2 separate regions of the Mus musculus genome follow, and region 1 is linked to region 2. Evidence: chromatin loops called from intact Hi-C (ENCODE). Cell type or tissue: left cerebral cortex. All regions are shown on one strand.

Region 1 (8,000 bases), 170 kb before region 2:
AGAAGAATGGCTAGTCTGGGGTAGCTAGTAAAAGGCTCATTTTAAGGATTATTCTAGACTTGTGGGAATGTTTCTCTACTGTTCATGAAGCATACCTGTCTTTTTATTGATAGCCAATGATCATTGTTTGAGCCAGACCTCTCGGAGACTAAGAAAAGTCTCCAACCCTTAGGCATCTTTTTATCTGTATGTAAAGTTCAGCACCCATAAGTATCTCTAAGATGAGTATTGTGGTGTTAAACTATAATCCAAGCACTGGGAAGCTGAGACAGAGAATTATAAGTGTGAAGCCAGACAGTGCTGCATAATGAGTGTCAGCCTAGCTATACTGTTATAAAATCACTTAAAGTTTCAAAAACAAGCCAGAACGAATCAAAGGGGGTTTCTAACAGTTCGTCAAGAAGATAGTGTATTTAACCATTTAACAAATGAAGACTTTGTAGTACAGGAGATTTAGAATAACTAAGAACTACTTAGTATAGAATGATGTAAAGGGACCCCTGATGTTGCATGGAACTCTGGATCCTTCCCTGTGTACAGGGTCCTCTGCAGTTGTACATCTTAGTGACTTACAGGCGTTTGCTCCAAATAAAGAAACCTCAAGCTGCTTAAAGGAATTTGGCTACTTCTACAGGCAGAAAAAAATCAAGGATAAATAGTCTAGACTATTGAGAAGAAGTGTGCAGTCCTTTGTTTTGTAGAATAGGGAGTCATGGGAGGAGGGCTGGGGAAATCCAGGCTATGGTGATAGTTTATCAATCAAATGAGAATGGGACATGAAACAGCTTAGTTTCTCAAGATTTCCTTTAAAACTTGAGTGTAGGCAGCGCCAAGAACAGAACCACAACTTGAGTGAGTAAGGTTCTACTGATCCTGGTGTGGTTGGCTTGGTCTTGAGAGAGCAAGAACGCTGGGCTGTAAAGTTGTCTTTTTGTCTAAGACAACTTTGGGTCAATCTTATCATGCTGGCTGACACAGAAGGTAAGCAATAAGGAAGAGGAGTCTTAATTACTCATTATGAAGAAGTGGCTTATTCTCTATGACTGCTATGTATACATAAAATAAAACAGACTTATAAACTTTCATAACTAGAATTTTACCAAATGAATTCCATGCCAAGTAATTAACAACAGACGACAAAACTCATTTTCTTTCTGCCGTGTTTTATTCCTTTTCCTGCAGTTCACATCTGCACCAGTCCAACTCCTTCTGTAGCCCTGTCTTTCCAGTCAACTTCTACAAATGACTAGTTCCCCATTAGCCACACAAACCTGGGGAAGGCATCTTGCCCTTCTTGCATACCTTCTCAAACAACTGATCCGTTATACAATTTTAAAACGTGAGATATTTGGGGGGTATCTATCTTGTCGTAGGGCAGGAAATAAAGATAAATGTAGCCTCTGGCTTGCAAGAATGCTCCCGAAAGCTAAAATAGCAAACCACTCTCTCTTTGTCCTTGAGACTTTTAGATCCATGACTCTTAGAATTTGTTAAGTGGCTCAGCTAGAGGAAATGAAACTTAGATATCTAAAAAAAAAAAAAAAAAAAAAAAAAAAGAAAAAAAAGTTAGTTTTCCACCCTAATGTTTTTGGCCTATGTGCTAACTTTCAACTGTTCCCAATGACACTGTGACTCCTTGCTCAGCTAAGCTTGATAAGAAACCTTCATCCAAGGGACCTGTTCTAAGGAGCCAAAGAAGGAACAGTGTCTAGGTCCTCAGGCCCTGTAAGCATAAGATGCTCATGGCAGATCCAGAGTCACGGGCGGTTCGGGGGGATCCTTTCCAGTCTTCAAAGAGAGACATGTAAGAGTGCCGCCTTCCCCCGAGGCTTCTAATCACCAGTCAGTACTCCTGTCTCTGATAGACGTTGTTCAGACCTCAGGCCATTTGCTAAGAATGCAACCTGCTCCAAAACTCTATTAGATACACAGATGAGATCAGATCTTGCGATGTCATGATTCAGTGGGGTCCCAAGCCCTTTGATGACAGCCTTTGTTCTCTATCTGCCTGCTCTATTATCTGAGACCTACCTTATGGGATTCTTTCTGAGCTATAATGACTTATAAAACTACAGGTTGCTTGAGGAATACTGTTATCACAACCAGTGAGAGTTGCTGGACCATCCAATATGTTCAATAAGTACTTGCTTTAAATTAAGTTGAACTCAGTCTTATCCTGGAGGGAGGAAACTACTTCTAGGCATAACATTGATCACTTCAAAATGTGGGTTCCACTAGACAAAGGTTAAGGACACTTACTGCTGAAGGTGGCTACTCCAAAGAAAGTCAAGTACATTTTCGAGTTTTACACTAGGAGAGCCAGTGATTGTTTTTAAGTAAATTGTGTAGATAGACATAGATAAGCTGCTATTTAATCCAACATGTGCTTCTTAATTATGCTTTTTTTTTAACTAAGAAAAGTGTGAGAAATCTAATGTACATTTCTAATTCACACTATAATATCATGGATTGTATAGAAATTGTGGCATGGTGTTAAATAAATGTAGAAACCCATGAAACTTGGAGCTCAACACTGACACACGAACAGTCTGACTTGGGAAGGGAAGAGGTTATGACCTTTCTTGTGGCTTTTCTACAATCTCGCTTAAGTTCACATCAGAGAATCCTGCTTCTCTTCAGAATGCCTAGTTCTGTCAATTCCTGGCAGGCGTTAGATTACATAGAGCCTTAACACTCTAGAAATAGCTTGTTTTAATCTAACTGTTGGCACAGTGGGTTTTCCTTGAGCTTGCTAAGAGTGCCCCGAAAACTCTGTGGCTTGTTGGAGATTTCAATAGCTCTCCAGCAGGGGTTCACTTCCATCCTTGGTTTTCTGGTAAGAGTTCTTGTCTCCTGAGCCAGAAATAAACGTTGGTTATTGATTGTAAAAATACAACCCGAAGACTTATTCGATCTTTCAATGAAAATATCAGAAAAAAAAAGACTTCTGCTGATAATCAGGTTTCTCCCTTCTGGTTGCTTGTGGTTGTGTTGAGAAGACAAATTATTAACTAAACAATCATCAAGGTGATTAGGCATTGCCAATATGGCCATGTGTGGCTCGTAGTAAGCCAGTATTTAGCTTAGGAAGAGTAAAGTAGATTTCAGATCTGTGGGTGAGTGTTAAGAGAGACTGGCATTCAGGATTTTTAAAGGGGGGGTTTAGTTCACTACTCAAAGAGTATCTATCATATGATTAAGTTTTCCTTCATTTAACGGTTACCTTCCCGAGACATTGAAAACCAGATCAGATACCTACAGGAAGGGCATGCAGAGGGCATTGCTAAAGCCTGGGAGACACGGGAGTATGGATATGACCACAAAGATGCCTTTCCAACATCTATAGGAATGTAATGGAACAACTTAGTGAGCAAGGAATGAATGCTGTGGTTGATTCCCAGGAGAAACCAGACACTGCCCCCAGCAACCCGTACCTGGCAAAATGATCATGATAGTTCAGTTAATTTGATTCATGTAACATATTTTAGAAATCACTTGTAACAAAAGTCGGCAGAAGAATTTATCTTCAGATTTGGAGCAAACTCTTACCTGAGTTGCCTGTGTTCTTTTATGTAACTGGGTAAGTGCTGACTCTGCACTGAGCTTAACGGTGTGTGCATAGTTTCCACTAATGAGAGAGATTAAACACCAGGCAACTCACATACACAGCTTCCAAAACTTCAAGGCATTTTCAAAGCAAACGATTCCTACTTTGAAGACTGCAGTGGAATCTAAACTCTGTTTCTAAATGTTTGAAGGATTCCTTCTGTGCCAAGAGTTATAAGCAGAGTGTGTATATTATTTCTCTCTCCTTTTGGCTGGTTCCTAAATTTTAATTTGAATCTTAGAAAATTTGAGAGGAAAGGCAGTAGATAACAGGGTTGGGTGCCAAGGCTTGGAATTAGGTTTGGACCTGAAGCCCAGCATCGATGCTTATTTGAGGCTGAGCCAGTGACCATCTCTGGTCTTCATTCCCTGACATTTGATAAAGTTTATCGCTGAGCCTCACAGTATGTTTGCCTGTCTTTTCTTCTCAATTCACTTCTTTGAGGCTTATGGGTAAAACAGAGAGCCACACTTATTGTGCTGTGGCCATTGTCCTCCTGTGACTCTGAGTGACTAGTTCTTGCTTTTGAACTCTGGCCAATTTTCTCCGGTTAACAGCAAAGTGCCAGGGGAAGGAAAACACATAAAGGGGTTGGGCCAGTTGTCCTCTGAAACACTTAGGATGGAAAGGTCAGAGAAGTGGGGGATGGGCCAAGACTCAAAAGCAGCCATTTGCTGCTTTTGGTGTTCTAGGCCTGAGTTTTTCTTCACAGTTGAGATCACAGCCCAGCTTCCTGACTTTGGGTTTCAATTTGGCCTAATGTGCTCTTCGTATGTACAGTGTGCCTGTGGGTTGTTTTCACAGAACTACACAGACTTTCGGTTGAGGAGAGCCTTTCAGTCTCATACCAGGGATGCTTCTATCTTTCAAAGCATTCCTTCCAAGTCAGGATGAACTGGTCGTACTGGTAAGAAATCCTGCCTCAGGGAAAAGCTGGCTGGGCTCTGTCTGCTGCCCACTCATTTCTAATTGCTCTTTACCTGCAGAAACCGGGCCATGCTAAGTCTGCAGAGCCTAGAACAGCCTTCAGGACCATCGTATCCTCTCCTCAGATGTGTGTCGCATGACAGGGTCAGAAACTGTGTGGTCTCTCAAAGCTCTGTTCCTGAGGCTCTGGCTGTTCCTTATCCATAGGGCAGATGCTTGTCTTCTGGTGACCTCCAGATCTAGCCAAACTCTGCAGAAACAAAACAAAACAAAACAAAACTCTTTCTGGAATATTCTACTAGGATTTCCACACCCAGAGCGAACCTTACTTACTTTCTATAATATCGTTCTGTTCACACAGGACCGAGATTTCTGCCTAGTTTTTGCACATTCTTTCCAATCTATTTCACTTAACCAAAAGTCCGCAAATTTGGTGTGAAGGATTACCATAATTCCTTGCTATGTGTGCTCATGACAAAGTTTCAGGTTAAGATTCTCCCATTGGTCTTCTGTTGCTGGTGTGGAAACTTTAGTCATAAATAACTATAACCCTCTCGGGAGTGTGAAGTTCCAAATATTAGATTCCCTCATGAACTCTCACATTTGTGAAGTACGGTGTTCTTAAAATTCAGTTAATGTCAGTTGAGTGTTAAGGGTCCTGTTTAGTTCCGAACTGTAATGGTTGTTGCATAACTAATGCAAATTGGAAGTAACTGATGTGGTTTTGTTTTGTTTTTTCCTAGATGAGATGCAGGAGGTAAAAGCCACGCCCCCATGCTGCTCAGCCAACAGAATCAATTTGGCATCCTGTTGCTCTCCCTGGCTTTTCTTGCCTCATAGCCTTTGGTGAAATGTAGTTTTGTGGATATTTCTTATGGGCAAAATAGGAATCTCTACTTTTGGGACGACATCTTACGTTAGTGAGGATTATGCTCAGAGGATTAAATGCCCTTTACAATAAATTAAGAGCAATGATCATACTGCTTTCATCTTGTAATAGGACGATATAACTTAAGGAATAGAATAAGCCCTGTGTGGCTCAATCATGTCTGTGCTTTGCTCAGTGATGCGATGTGGGTTATACATCCCCAGAAGCAGATTTTCTCAGCAGCAACATTTATGGTACAGCAGGCTAACTCATGGCCAAATCCTATACCGTGCTGTTACTTGGCTGTCTCCCTCCCCCAGGCTTTTATTTTTACCTTGTGTTCTATCAGTAGAGCTGAGGTCTGTGGTCATGTGGAAGTCATGCTGCACTTTTAGGCTCCCCATCTGCCAGTTGTCTGAGTGGTGTTCTCTCTCTAGAGACATCTGTTTGTCGTTCTCTCTCTAGAGACATCTGTTTGTCTGCCACCCTTGCTGTTCCTGCGTGAAACGTCATGACCATCGATTTGTCAGTAGATTGGCTAAGGTATCACTCCATATTCAGACCTATTTGCAGATGCGGTATTTAGAAATGAGACATTTTATAGTTATCTTAGTCATATTTTATAGCATCGGGCCATGGTACCTATCATTTCTCTGTGAAAAATCAACATTTCTGTCTTCCTTTGGGTGTGGCCAGGACATAGGACTCAAGAATCACACTGTTCAGGTTCATTCCTGTGCTAACTCTTTATTCCTTTAATAGTACTGAATAACAACAGTATTGTCATGAGAGGGTACAGAAAGTGTTTCGTTCTCAATGTTGCATTACCAGTCAGCATGGCTCGGTGGCTCTCAGCACTCTTGGTAGCTGCTTCAGTGGTTATTTTTATAATTTTATAATTGTCAATGGGAGTCAAGAAGGAAGAGCGATGAAATCAGATTCCCCAAATAAATGTATGTACTTAGGCATGCGTGACATACATGTATGTTTCAAGAGAAGGAATAAATGCTCAAGGAGAGCACGAAAACTTTTGTCACAGATCAATCCTGAGGGGCTGACAGGAAAAAGAATCACTGTTCACAAAGCCTGTAACCAACAGAATATTTATGAAAGTTGTAAATGGGAGCCGACCTAGCATAACTCCAATGTGGAATATTCTACTACAAAGAACATTCTAGAAGAGAATCAGATCGGTGTGGAAGAACTCCAAGGAACATTTCTGTGGGACAAAGGCAGACCAGAATCTTCCCCTGCTGTGCTAGGCCAGCCTGGAGTTCAAGGCCTGACCTAGACAAGTGGCCTGCGTCGAGCCTGAGGGTGTGCAGCTGGCCTCTTCATGTATCCAGAAGGCTGCTGAGAAGGGTCCACAGATGTCCCGTCACCCTGTGCTGCACTATGGGATTTTTTTTCTCATAGCCTAAAATGTATTATGTTCCATGAGATCACAGTTTATACTGAGGAGAAAAACAGGACATTGTCCTCTTCTTAAGTCCCCAGCTCATTATACAACCTAGAAATCACTGGCCAGAGAAAAATGGCAGATGCGACTTTGTTTATGTTTAAAACCCCTGTAGAAAGAATTCAATTTTATGATCAGTTTTTATAAACAACAAAATGAAGCGCAACATTGTAGAGCACATCACCAGAAAAAATGCCTGTAGTGTGAAATTTATAAATTTACCTCAATTACTCTGCCAATAATATTGACTCTTTACATCTACAGGTATGAGTTAGCTATCCATTTATATGGGTATTTATATATTCTAATAAAATTTTGCATGATTTTCATGATTCTATCTCTCTCTCTCTCTCTCTTTTTTTCTTTTGGTTTTTTGGAAACAGGGTTTCTCTGTGTAGCCCTGGCTGTCCTGGAACTCACTTTGTAGACCATGCTGGCCTCGAACTCAGAAATCCACCAGCCTTTGCCTCCTGAGTGCTGGGATTAAACGTGTGCACCACCACACCCGGCTTAAGATTCTATCTCTTATTAGGCTTATTTATTTCTAGATTAAAAAGTAAATTTTGTTGCCTTTGTACATATCCCTTTATATGTTTTTGACAGTGATAGACAGCAATTTTGGTGTCTACATTCTTTTGTCTAAATTTATACCACATATTTTTAGGACAAGCCTTTCCTTTTTATATTTATTTTATTCATTCATTCATTCATTCATTCACTCACTTAATATCCTGCTCACTGCCCCACTTCTGGTTGCTCCTTCCCCTATCTTTTCCTTCCTTTCTCCTCTGGGAGGGCGGGGCCCCCCTATGTATTCCTCCGCCCTGGTACATCCTCTCCCCCTGAGTCCAGACAAGGTAGCCCAGCTAGAACATATTCCACGGACAGGCAACAACGTTTGGGATAGCTCCAGCTCCAGTTGTTCAGGACCCACATAAAGACCTGGTTGCACATCTGTTACATATGTGTGGGGAGACCTAGGTCCAGCCTGTGTATGCTCTCTTGTTGGTGTGTTCAGTCTCTGAGAGTTCCCAAGGATCCATGTTAGTTGACTCTGTTGGTCTTCCTGTGGTGTTCCTACCCCCTTTGGGGCCTGCAATCTTTCCCCCCAACTTTTCCATAAGAGTCCCTGCACTTTC
Region 2 (8,000 bases):
AAGTAATTGTTGCTTCCTTTTATTTTTGTTGTTAGAGTTGGCATTCTGTTCTTGTGGCTGTCTTCTTTTTGGTTTGTTGAGGGATTACTTTCTTGTTTGTTCTAGGGCATGATTTCCGTCCTTGTATTGCTTCTTTTCTGTTATTATCCTTTGAAGGGTTGGATTCGTGGAAAGATAATGGGTGAATTTGGTTTTGTCGTGGAATACTTTGGTTTCTCCATCTATGGTAATTGAGAGTTTGGCCGGGTATAGTAGCCTGGGCTGGCATTTGTGTTCTCTTAGTGTCTGTATAACATCTGTCCAGGCTCTTCTGGCTTTCATAGTCTCTGGTGAAAAGTCTGGTGTAATTCTGATAGGCCTTCCTTTATATGTTACTTGACCTTTCTCCCTTACTGCTTTTAATATTCTATCTTTATTTAGTGCATTTGTTGTTCTGATTATTATGTGTCGGGAGGAATTTCTTTTCTGGTCCAGTCTATTTGGAGTTCTGTAGGCTTCTTGTATGATCATGGGCATCTCTTTCTTTATGTTTGGGAAGTTTTCTTCAATTATTTTGTTGAAGATATTAGCTGGCCCTTTAAGTTGAAAATCTTCATTCTCATCAATTCCTATTATCCGTAGGTTTGGTCTTCTCATTGTGTCCTGGATTACCTGGATGTTTTGAGTTAGGATCCTTTTGCATTTTGTATTTTCTTTGACTGTTGTGTCGATGTTCTCTATGGAATCTTCTGCACCTGAGATTCTCTCTTCCATTTCTTGTATTCTGTTGCTGATGCTCGCATCTATGGTTCCAGATCTCTTTCCTAGGGTTTCTATCTCCAGCGTTGCCTCGCTTTGGGTTTTCTTTACTGTGTCTACTTCCCTTTTTAGTTCTAGTATGGTTTTGTTCATTTCCATTACCTGTTTGGATGTGTTTTCCTGTTTTTCTTTAAGGACTTCTACCTGTTTGGCTGTGTTTTCCTGCTTTTCTTTAAGGGCCTGTAACTCTTTAGCAGTGCTCTCCTGTAATTCTTTAAGTGACTTATGAAAGTCCTTCTTGATGTCCTCTATCATCATCATGAAAAATGTTTTTAAATCTGGGTCTAGATTTTCGGTTGTGTTGGGGTGCCCAGGACTAGGTGGGGTGGGAGTGCTGCGTTCTGATGATGGTGAGTGGTCTTGATTTCTGTTAGTAGGATTCTTATGTTTGCCTTTCGCCATCTGGTAATCTCTGAAGCTAGCTGTTATAGTTGTCTCTGTTAAGAGCTTGTACTTCAGGTGACTCTGTTAGCCTCTATAAGCAAACCTGGGAGGGTAGCACTCTCCTTGGTTTCAGTGGGTAGAGTATTCTCTGCAGGAAAGCTCTCTTCTTGCAGGGAAGGTACCCAGATATCTGGTGTTCGAACCGGACTCCTGGCAGAAGTTGTGTTCCACTCACTAGAGGTCTTAGGATCCCGTGGGGAATCCCGTGTGGGCCCTTGCGGGTGTCAGGCAACTCCGCTGGCAAGGAAGCCCGGGACTCGAGTGGAGTGGAAGGGGCTTTTGCCCCGGGTCAGGCCCGGGTAGTCTGCTTCCCTATGTACCGCAGTCTCCCGGTTCCCCGCGATTGGATTGGGGCTGGCGCTGTGTTCCACTCACCAGAGGTCTTAGGATCCCGTGGAGAATCCTGTGTGGGCCCTTGCGGGTGTCAGGCAACTCCGCTGGCCAGGAAGCCCGGGGCTTGAGTGGAGCAGAAGGGGCTTTTTTCCCTTTCTTTTTTTGACCTTATCAGGAGCAGGGTCTGCTAGGATTTCAAGAAGTCAACTTTTGGCCCAGTGGGGTAATCATTTTCTACCTTCAGTAGCTTGAAGGAATCAAGTCTCCTAATAAACTTGACCTATGTGATTGGATTCTGTGCTAGGAGTGAGACAAAGTCATTGTGGAGAACATGTCAGTTCCTTCTTAAGCGTTTCCCTTCCCTTTGCGAAACACAGGGGTGACCAGTAGCTTGGAGCAATATTCTGCTTCCAGGAATCTCTCTGCTGCTTTCGATGAGGTTTCTAATCTGGGATGACCTTGTCTCAAGAAGCCCTTCTTAGGGTCGAGGGGGACAGTTAATAATTCCAGAAATGAGATGGACCCAAGAAAAGAATTGAGTTTTCTCAGCCTGTGAATTCTCTCTTTGGGTGACACTGGTTACCCAGCAAAAGATTCATTCAGGGAATTAAGCTTTAAGTTCATTCACTCACAGAGGTATGGGATATTGGAGGAGATCATTAAAAAATACTAATTCAATATTCATTCATTTGCAATTATAATCTAATTCTACCTACTGTTCTAGGATCCAGAAACCTGTACTTCAAGCACACATGTCTAAACACTTAGATGGTCTATGGTGTCACTCTGAGGGAGAACGCATATGATCATTAAACAAAAGGCATCCCTCTGATGGAGAGCCAAGCACAACCCACCTACAAGCGTGCTGGGAAGCAGAGTCATCTATAAGAAGGAAAAGGTGGAGAGTGAAACAAAGACTCTGGATTTCTCTTACAGCTGAATGATAGCACATGTCTGTTTGTCATTTCAGTGGGTTAAAGAGCAGAAGCCGATTTCTGCCCATTTCTGGTGAGTCAGGCTTAGGTATGGCTGTCTCCTTCTATGGCCATGGAGGAAATTGATTCCTGGCCTTTCTCCTACTTTGTGGCAGCCTCAGGCGTCCCTAGAATTCTCTCAGTGTTTTTACATCTTCCTGCACCTGGATGCCTGTCTGTCCCAAATTTTCTTTGTAAGAAAGTGCTACCAGTTACATAGGATTAGAGATATTCAATGATCTCATCTTAACACGATCAATTGAAAAGCTTCCATTTCTACATTGGATCCCATTCACACAGGGAGTTAGAATTCAATATCATTTTGGAATAGACAACTTAGATAACACCCGTAGTATAAGACTTTCATTTCCTTTTACACTGTAAAAAGTGCTAAAGCCATGGAAGGAACAGTATTTAAGCAGAAAACATGTAAACTGAGTTCTCCATTGATGTACCTCATCCTGTCTTTAAACTCCTACTCATTAAATCAGCTGGTATATTTACAAGAAGTCCTGTGGCAAAACAGACTCTCTCAAAACTTTAAGTTCACTGGAGAACATGTCCATTGTAGTCACTAAAGAGCCTTAGATTTGCTCTTCTTTGATCTGAAGAAGGGAGCCAGGTATTGAGAAAACAAAAAGTGATATGGATCAAATTAATGCATTGTGTGTGTGTAAGAGAGAGAGAGACAGACAGAGAGAGAGAGAGAGAGAGAGAGAGAGAGAGAGAGAGAGAGAGAGAGAGAGAGACTTTGAATGGAGATTAAAAATCTAAAGTTGAACGGATTTAAGGAACTTTATAACACAAAGAGGTAGTGATCTAACCGGCTATGTACTTAAAAGCCTCAGGGTGAAGCCTGAAGATACAGGACCGTGTTAGAAATATATAGAAAGTTTCAAGGTGGTGACAGTAGAGTACTCAATCTCCTCTAAAGCCTTTGCAAACACAGGCTGTTCTGTGACAGTCCCTATGCCTCCGGCCTATGAAGCCAATCCTGCTTCCAAGCCCAGGGCCTGGAAGATTCATCTCTACTGTGGCCTGAGACAGTCGTTTGCTTGGCTCTATTGATGAGTAGAATTTGCTGTAATACTATAGCACAGTGTGCAATACTTACACACTCCCTGGTCGAATGCAGGTGGTTTTGTTTGTAGTTTGGAGGAATTACGGAAAAAGTTGCTATCAGTATTGGTTTACAAACCCTTTTATTTACCTATGTTTACAGTTTCCATGGGGACATATTGAAAAGTGGAATTACTCAAGGAAGTATGTTTTAATTGTCTAAGAAAGAATGGCTGCGTATTTTTCACGCTATGAGGTGATGTAGAAAAGATATGGTGTCCACGTGTCTGACAATGCGGTCTTTTCAATGATAGCCTTTAGTTGGATGGATACATGCTTATCTCATTATAGGTCTGAATTGCTATCTCTAAGGGCTAACTTGTTGAGCTTTTTGGTTTTGTTTTGTTTTTTTTCTTTTTTTTCTTCTCATTTCACTCACTGTAATGAATGGTCAATCATTCTAAAGTTGTTTTTCTCCAAGTTTTAAATATATACTCCAGGAGCTCTAACGACGACTCCAGCACTTGAGAGCACTTGCTGCTCTTGCAGAAGTCTGAGGATTTCTTACCTTTATGACAGCTCACAACTACTTATAACTCCAGTGCCAGGAGATCGTATGCCTTTCTCCTGCTGCCACAGGTACTACGTGCACATAGGTAGTATGGTGCACATACACCCAATAAGTAAAGCATGCCTACACATAGAATAAAAATAAATAAGCATCAGATAATCTAGAGGCTCTGGGGGTCACAGCAGGATAGCCAGAACCCCTATGCATCTGTGCCAACTTTCTGTGGTCTCCCCACTATGGACAAGATCATTCTGGCATCCTTGTAGCAACTCGTGAATCATCATTTTCACTTGACCACTGAACACATGCATGGTTCACATTAGGACATCCTTTCTTCTGTGAGTGTTTCTAAATGCACAACACGAATCCACCATTCTAGCACGAGAGGGAACTGTTCCTCTGCCATAAGAATACCAGGTGCCTCGCCCACTTGCCTTCTGTTCCTCTAAAACTCCTGGGGGGGACCATTGTTCTTTTCCTGTCTCCACTCTTTCGCCTTGTTTTAGAATGCCAAGTAACTGTGATGATACAGTGTAGGCATTACAGAGTGGTTTCCTTCACTTGAGAGTACCTACCTTTACATTTCCATCTTGGCTTCTGTGGAGCAGTAGCTTGTCCTTTAAGTGAATGTATAGTAGCTCATTGTCTGGACGCTTATCGATTTATCTGTTGGAAAACATCATGGTTGCTTCTGTGATTTGGTGATTATGGACACAGCTGCTGTAAATGCCCACAGGCAAATTTTTAATGTCAATATAATCTTTGGTTAATTTGCTTTTTATTTACTTAAAAAAATAAAGCATTTAACTCCTTTTTGTTCAGTTTTTGCCTGGAGAGAAATTTAATTTCAGTATAAACCTTCTTACTCTATTTAATATTGGTAAGGAGAGATGATTCCTGAAAATAAGCCAGAGTGAATAATTTAAAATTTATAAAAGTGCTGGTTTCAGTTAGAACGGGTCATCTCATTTCTTCTGGGTCTCCTGCTCCATTGGAGTTCATAAGCTTCCTCTATTGGACTCCATGTTCCCAAGGAAGAGAAGGCAGCCGCACACAAAAAGCCTAGCCTTATCATTTACTTATCATAATTCATGCTGCAGTCCATGAAATCAGATCCCAAGACCAGTTCAGACTTCATGAGAAGAGGGGAATCTTTTCCTCTTACCATACTCCAAAGGCTGTACATTAAGAGGACATGAGTATGACAGTTTCTATAAAATGTGGGAATTTAGTAAGAGGAGATACTTAGAGAGGCTCCTGGTTAGCCAAGGCTCTGACACAGAAGTATGAAAGCAAGAGGCAGCTTTTTATTGCTATGCATGAAGGAATTTTGGTATTTCAAAAAGGGCATCTATATGAGTAGGTATACTCAAAGCATTCTGAAAATAGTATAATTTTAACTTTTAAAAGACAGGAAAGCAGCTGGGCAGATAGTGGATGCCTGAAACCTCAGCACTCTAGAGGCTGAGGTAGGCAGACTGAAAGTTTGAGGTCAGCCTGGGCTAAATAATGAAAGCCTATCTCAAAAAGCAAATAGATGAAATATAAATAAATAATAGCACAGAGAAAGACATAGCATGTAGTTTCCCTTATATTTGGAATATAAATATATTGGCCTCATGGGATCAGAGTACAGAACGGTAGACAGATAAGAGAGGATGGAGTGGAGTGTTGAGATCAAGAATGGGAAATGAAGTTCAAGACATTTGCCAGACGTCTCTGAATATAGCTAGCAGCCACTGCGCTGTAATTTCTTTGCATAAATGAATCCATCAGCGTGGGAAACTATGAGGTTCTAAACTTTAAGCGTTAGGTCCTGGTTGTTACTCATAAACCCCTGTCTCAGCATACTTCTATGCATATGCCTCTGGAAAAGAGTTTGGTAATCACTGACCAGTGTAGATTCACCAAGCTCACTTTCCCAACAGGACAGTGCTACTAGATTCACTTTTTTCTTAGCTAGCCTCTAATCAAAAACCAGCAGATCAAGAAAAGACTGCAGGAGTTATCACTGTATCTGATCTCAAGTTATACTGTAGGGCCTTAGTGAGAAAAACAACATGGTGCTAACACTGGCACATCGATCAGTGGAAGTGAATAGAAAAGAATATAGTGCCATGAAATGAGAACTAACCTATCTTTAACAAAGATGCCAAAAATAGCCATCAAAGAAGAAAGAACAACATCTTTAGTACATGGTGATGGGAAAATTGGGTTCATGTGGTAAAATTAAACTAAATCTGCATCTCTCACCTTGCACAAAATTCAACTCCAAATGGATCAAAGACTCAGCGGAAGACTCCATCCTCTGACACTGTTAGAGGAAAATATTTGGGATTTCACTTCAACTTAAAGGTGCAGGTAAGGACCGTCAAACGTACTCACGTTGCTCAGGAAGTAAAACTCGGAAGTGTAAAATGGGATCTCATGAAGCCGAAGGGCAGCTGTCCATCAAAGGAAGCAGTCAGTCATGTGAAGAGGTACCCATAGAAAATGCTTGTTAACTATCTACCTGATGACGTTGTCTAAAATATATAAAGAACAAAAAACAACAGCAAAAACCCAAACAAACAAACAAATCACCAAGAAAGGAGCCAATTGAAAAAATGGGCTTTGAAATTGAACATAATATCCTCATAAGAAGGAATACAAAGAGTTAACAAATACATAAGGAATATTTAAGATCCTAACCCATTAGAGAAAGGCATATTAAGACCACTTTGTGATTCCATTTACCCCACTCAGAATGGCTGTCATTAGGAATACAAACGCTGGCATACATGAGAGGAAAGGAGAGCCCTTGTGGAAGTAGGAACTAGTGCAGCCAGTCTAGAAACCACTCTGGATGTTTCTAAAACAACAAGCTAGCACTAAATCTACCATATGCCCCAGCTCCTGGGCATGTACCCAACGACCTTTGTTTTAATAGAGATACTTGAACATCCATATTCACTGCTGCTCTCTTTACAATAGCTAGGGGATGGAATCAGCCTAGATGCCCAACATCTGGTGAATGGATAATTATAATACAGTACATATGCACAATGGAGTATTACTCAGCTGCAAGAAAAGTGAAATTTACAAGGAAAATGGATGGAACTGAAAAAAAAATCTGAATGAGGTCATGCAAATCCAGAAAGACAAATGCCACACCTTCCCTCTCATGAGGGTGCTTGATTCAGTTGTTTTGTTTTGTATGTTTAACATGGAGTACATATACAAACAGAGAGACTGGAAATGGTCCACTGATGGAGGTGCACCTAGGGAGGAGGGATACAATGGAGGTGAAATGAAAGCAGAGGGGCTAATACCTGGGGGCAGAAGGGTTCAAGCAGGAGGAGGAATGATGGGGATTGGAAAATGAGGGGCCAAGAGAAGCTTTTACCAAAACGTGTGCAGGAACAAGTGCCTTAGGAAGGCATTTGACCTTGCAATGCAAGTGAAAAAGACATAATAGCAGAACATATGTATCAACCTGACAAGGTAGGACCATTCAGAAAGAGAAAACTTCAACTAAGGAAATACCAGATGGACCTATGGGCAAATCTGTCAGGCATTGTTTTGATTAATGATTTTCTATTAGAAGGTTCATCCCAGAAGTGATTGTCTCAGTTTCTATTTCTTCTGTGACACACCCTGACCGCAAAGCAAGTTGTGGAGAAAGGGTTTATTGGGCCTACAGTACCACAGTATAGTCTATAAGTGAAGAACCAATGGCAGAAACTCAAGCAGAGAACTGGAGGCAGAAGCTGATGCAGAGGCCATGAATGGGTGCTGTTAACTGCCTTGCTCCCCATGGCTTGCTCAGCCTGCTTTATTAT

The links. A loop is a pair of places that touch in the nucleus more often than their neighbours do. Peaks named below come from ENCODE experiments on the same cell type or tissue, not always from the same donor. Only the 100,000 strongest peaks of a DNase experiment are listed, where the experiment ranks them.
Region 1: a loop joins it to region 2, with 3 times the contacts of the local background. A loop is called at or near these places in 3 of 42 quality-filtered maps.

What each region holds. Positions count from the first base shown.
Region 1 is chr13:110,440,914-110,448,913 of GRCm38, forward strand. No RefSeq gene overlaps it. Among named protein-coding and RNA genes, the nearest start is that of Plk2, 50 kb to the left of the region's middle. In left cerebral cortex, no CTCF peak of the experiment used is centred here; DNase peaks (open chromatin) are centred at 316, 2,691, 3,750 and 5,753; H3K27ac peaks cover 2,668 bases.
Region 2 is chr13:110,614,572-110,622,571 of GRCm38, forward strand. No RefSeq gene overlaps it. Among named protein-coding and RNA genes, the nearest start is that of Gm33045, 8.7 kb to the right of the region's middle. In left cerebral cortex, no CTCF peak of the experiment used is centred here; a DNase peak (open chromatin) is centred at 4,615; H3K27ac peaks cover 258 bases.